Linked DNA regions of Mus musculus: region 1 is linked to region 2. Evidence: chromatin loops called from intact Hi-C (ENCODE). Cell type or tissue: gastrocnemius. All regions are shown on one strand.

Region 1 (2,500 bases), 130 kb after region 2:
GTCAGAGCCTTCCACTATCATACAGGAATCTTGGGGTTAAGTTTTATGACTACCTCCTTTTGTTGTTTTGACAGAATCTCATGTAGCCCAGGCTGACCTCAAACTGGCTAGTAACCAAGATGAACCTTGAACATACTTCCTCCTATCCTCAGACTCCCAGGGCTGGCATTACAGACATGCACAACAAAGGCCAGATGTTTGCCTGATTTTGAAATACAGAATAAATGCTCAGAGAGGGCAACCCGCTCTGAATATCACACAGCCAATCAGTGGTGATACCAGGATTCAAATCCAAGGGTGCCTGCACTGTGGTCAAGTATGGCAGTTTATGTTTCCTGCACTGTCTGTGGCCGGCACTCAGGGCTGATCCGACTGACAGGGCCATAGGGATAACACTGTGCACATCCAGGCCCTGCCCTTAATGGCCCATAGCACCCACTTCCTGCTGAACGGGACCGTGATGAGCAGGCTGGGAGCCTGGTGGAGAAGACTACAGGGAGAAGCCATGGGAACTAGTGGTACCAATGCTCCATGGTGGCACCTGCCACCTGTCACTCAGCTCCTGCACCCCCACAGAGGAGGTTCCCAGCAGAGCCCAGCCAGCCACAGACTAAAGAAACAAAGGGGTCGTCAGGCTGGAGAGATGGCTCAGTGGTTAAGAGCACTGACTGCTCTTCCAAAGGTCCTGAGTTGAATTCCCAGCCACCATATGGTGGCTCACAGACATCTACAATGTGATCTGATGACCTCTTTTGGTGTGTCTGAAGAGAGCAACAGTGTACTCACATACATAAAATAAATAAATACATAAATAATTTTTTTTAAAAAAGGAAAAAGAAATAAAGGGTGGGTCACTGCTGTCAGGTGTGGTGGTAGATACCTGTGATCTTATTGCTGTGGAGGCTAAGGCAGGAAAATCACATGCATTTGATTGAGGCCAGCCTGATCTCAATGTGTACGTCTGCCTCAAACACCCCCTCCCCCCAAAAAAAGAACCCTCCAGAGCTGGAGCTGGCTCTGAGGTTAAGGGCATTTCCTCCTCTTGCAGAGGACCTGAGCTTGGCTCCCAGCACCCTGTCACTCACAACCATCTGTACCCCAGCTCCAAGGGATCTGACTCCCTCTTCTGGTCTCCTAGGGTACCTGCACACATGTGGCACACACCCATACACATAAGTAAAAATATACCTTGTTTTTTCTTAATTTAAAAAAAAGAAAGAAAAGGCCGGATGTGGTGGCGCACGCCTTTAATCCCAGCACTTGGGAGGTAGAGGCAGGTGAATTTCTGAGTTCGAGTCCAGCCTGGTCTACAAAGTGAGTTCCAGGATAGGACAGCCAAGGCTATACAGAGAAACCCTGTCTCAAAAAACAAAAACAAAAATAAAAAAAAGAAAGAAAAGGAGTTAGTGGGTTGCAAGTGTGAGACACCATGCCTAACCTTCGAGTGTTTTTCCCCCTAGAGCTCCAGCAGGAGTGTAGTCCCCAGAAATTTCTGCTAGTGGTTAAGAGAGTACAGACTTAGACGGTAAAGACTCAAAAGTGGAGCCTCTAGGCCCTAAGATCACTAGGATGGAAGTCAAGGACAGAATTGCAGAATCCTGATGGCATTATAAGCAGAGACGAGCCACAGACACAGTGATGTCCCAGAACAGCAAGTAGGCCATGAAAAGAGCTGAGCCGATGCAAATGATACCCAGGCTCTGAGCTAAATAAACCTCTTTTCTTTATACAATTAGTCTGCCTCAGGTATTTGGTTACAGTGATGAGAATACAACTAATACAAAAGTGGGCATCTTTGAAGGACCACAGTCTTGCTTATTGCATGTGGCAAACTAGGAAAATGAGCAGCACACTAGAAAGAAATAAACACAAGTGAACCAGGGTCTTCCTGCCCAATGTCACCCTCAGCTCCTTGGAAGCACGTGTAACACACTTTGTAATGGAGGCCACGGGAAAAGTTGCAGTACAAGTCTAAAATCCTAGCACTCAAAAGACCTCCGAAGCAAGAGGATGGCCACAAGTTCCAGGCCAGCACCCAGAACTGTACAACACTTTGTCTTCAAAAGCCAAAAAAACAAAACAAGACATTTGCCGTCACTGCACAGTGCATCAAGGAACTGGACAGAACGTAAGGCTGTCTCTTCCTCCCAGGAGTGTGGATCACCTGAGACAGGCAGGAACTACAGGGCGGGCTTCTGCTTCATGACTACTGAAGTGCCGGGGACTTCTTCCCTGTACTCTCTCAGCTGTAGCAGCCACAATGGCCTTCCTAGCTGTGAGGATAAGGGGCAGGCAGCCAGGCACACCTTTAATCCCAGCACTGAGGAGGAGGCAGAGGTAGGGAGCTCAAGTTCAAGGCTAGCCTGGTCCACATAGTTCCAGGCCAGGCAGGGCTACAGAGTGAGGCTCTGTCTTAGAACAAAGTGAAGCACAACACAAGGGCTGAGCGCCAACATCCTCAGATGGATCAGCAGTGGGAGAGAGGCCTGACCTGGAGCGA
Region 2 (2,500 bases):
TTTACTAATGGCTTCTCCTGCCTCTCTGTGGCTGAGGCTACAGACATACATCGCTTCACCTGGTAGGATATCTGAGATGGTAAAATTCTAAAACAACAAACCCAAAAGCATAAGTGTCTACTGAGAGAAACTTCTTAACTGAAAATGGAGATCTAGCTCAGTGACGGCGCCCATGCCTAGAATCCCCCAGTGAGGGGCTGGGGGCGTGGCTCAGTGGTAGAGCCCCTGCCTAGAATCCCCCAGTGAGGGGCTGGGGGCGTGGCTCAGTGGTAGAGCCTCTGCCTATCATTAGTCAGTCCCTAGGTTCAATCTCTAGTAGAAAAATAGGATCCAAGTCCCAGATCTCATCTCTTTGACATTCTAAATCTCTTTCATTTGTTTTGCCCATAATTTCTGGTTTTTCTTTCTATCTCGGAATCGCATGTTCCTGGAGTCTACCACAAGCCAGCAATCCGAGGTGGAGAGTTAAATTCTGGACGCCCCCTAACAAGAGTATCTCAGTTGCCTAACTTGTAAAATGAAGAGAAATAGGTTACCTCACTGGACAGTGCAAAGATGGCACAAGAGGATTCCGGGGCTGTGAGAATCCAGGCTTCACAAATAGAGCATCCATTATAGCCCACTTATGTGAGAGACTGACATAAAATAAGGGTGAATTCCAGGTCTGTCGGTGCAGCGGCGTACATTGAAGGGGCCAGCTTAGGCAACTCTATCTCAAAATGCAAGTGTTTTTAAAAGGCCTGAGCATGGTGGCACATGCCTGTAATCCCAGTTTTCAAAGGCAGATGTCTGAAGACAGCCCCAGGGTTGATTACATCATATGCTCGGGGCCAGCCAGACCTACACAGAAAGACCTGATCCCTCTCCTGAAGCGATGTCTCCGCTGTTTAGAGTGTGGAGGACCAGAGTTTGGTTCCCAGCATCCATATCGAGTGGCTGGCTCACTGACCAGCTGAAGCCTCTGTAGACACCGGTACCCACGTGCGCACAGACAAGAGCTAAGAAACAGCTCAGCAGCTAAAAGCCCTTGTTCTTCCCAGCATATGACGGGAAGAGGATCTTTTGGCGACTGTGCCATTATCAAATAGGTAAGCCTCTTCTTCAGTTTCAGAGAGCCCTGCTCTTCCCGAGGCTAATGTGGGTGTTAGAAACGCCTTGACCGCCAGGGGACGCGCGCTCCCCGCGGGCTGGACAGCTGAGCTCAGGGCCTGGGAATGCTAGGCGGGCCCGGGCAGGTGCACAGCTCCGGGAGCAGGGGAGCGCAGCGGGCCGCGAGGGCGTGGCAGAGTCTCTGTTCCCAGGCTTCTTTCTGTCCCTGCCCTCCACCCTCAGGTCTTCTTCCTTGGGCCTCCTCCAACTCTAGCTCTCCCTTCATCTGGCTGCCATCTGTGCTCCACCCTTGGTCTCCTCGTCCGGCCTCCTCTGCCCTCCAGCCCGGTTCCCAGAGGTGAAGGATCCCGTTTGGGCTTCCTGGAGGAGTCAGTGGGATCCAGGTCAGGGTGTTGAGATGGGCTGGGAACACCCAGAGTGCAATCCTTTGCTCCAGCCGGGTCAGACTTGATTTTTAAGTCGGTGGAATGCATGCACATGGGACTTCTCCTAGCTAAGCTTTGAGCTAGCTCCTGGCGTAGCTTCTCAGTCCCTGTTTCCTTCCATGTGCCGTCGGGGGGGATTAAGGCCTTCACCTAGATGAGGTGTGGGCATTGGAGGACCTAAAATATGCAGTACTTACAACAGTGCAATTTAAGGACCGAATGTCAAGCATCCTGGACTGTTAACTCTACCAACCCTCCTCCAAGGTTCTTCAGGGCGACACACATGAGTGTCTGCAATCCCAGCACATGGGACACTGAGGCAGTAGGGTCTCTAGTTCGAAGCCACCCTGGGCTACATAAGTGACACTGCCTTAGAAGAACAAGAGCTGAATTTTAGCTCCCAGCAGTTCAGTGCTTGTGTAGCTAGCAAAAGGCCTGAGTTCAGTCCCTGAGGCCTGGGGTATTGATCGATCGATCGATCGATCGATCACACGCGGGCAGGTTCAGAGGGAGGGATGAAAACCCAGTGTATAATTTTTTTGTGAGAGTTCTTGGTCGGTTGGTTTATATCTCCCTGGCTTGTCTGGAACTCCCTCCTGAGTGCTGGGATTAAAGGCATGGGCTACTGCCACCACTGAGCTTATCTTGTCTCTCTCTCTCTCTCTCACTCTCTTTCTCTCTCTCTCTGCTATACTTAAACTCTCATTCCACCTGCCTCCACCTTCCCAGTGCTATGTACCCTAACAGTCTTTTTTATGCAGTGTTGGAGATTGAACCTGGGCTTCCTGCACGCTAGGTGAGCACTCTACTGGCTGAGCCACACATCAACCCCTTCCTTCTGCGCTTCTAAGAGCTGTGCGTTCTGTTGCCAGTGGTCTCAACCGCCTGAGCCTCTAGACCACAGGACCCTAATTCTCCCACCAGAGAGCAACAGTGACTATCCCCAGGAATGTAGGGCTACGGCA

The links. Hi-C counts contacts between places; a loop is a spot of excess contacts. Peaks named below come from ENCODE experiments on the same cell type or tissue, not always from the same donor. Only the 100,000 strongest peaks of a DNase experiment are listed, where the experiment ranks them.
Region 1: it touches region 2 in a loop (2.5-fold over the local background); 3 of 42 quality-filtered maps call a loop at or near these places.

Annotation. Positions count from the first base shown.
Region 1 is chr7:19,232,887-19,235,386 of GRCm38, reverse strand. All of the region lies in intron 1 of Opa3 (optic atrophy 3), which reads right to left. Among named protein-coding and RNA genes, the nearest start is that of Opa3, 5.7 kb to the right of the region's middle. In gastrocnemius, a CTCF peak has its summit at 1,132 (motif pointing left); no DNase peak of the experiment used is centred here; H3K27ac peaks cover 2,389 bases.
Region 2 is chr7:19,362,782-19,365,281 of GRCm38, reverse strand. All of the region lies in intron 1 of Ppp1r13l (protein phosphatase 1, regulatory subunit 13 like), which reads right to left. Among named protein-coding and RNA genes, the nearest start is that of Ppp1r13l, 2.8 kb to the right of the region's middle. In gastrocnemius, a CTCF peak has its summit at 1,169; a DNase peak (open chromatin) is centred at 1,218; H3K4me3 peaks cover 838 bases; H3K27ac peaks cover 1,396 bases.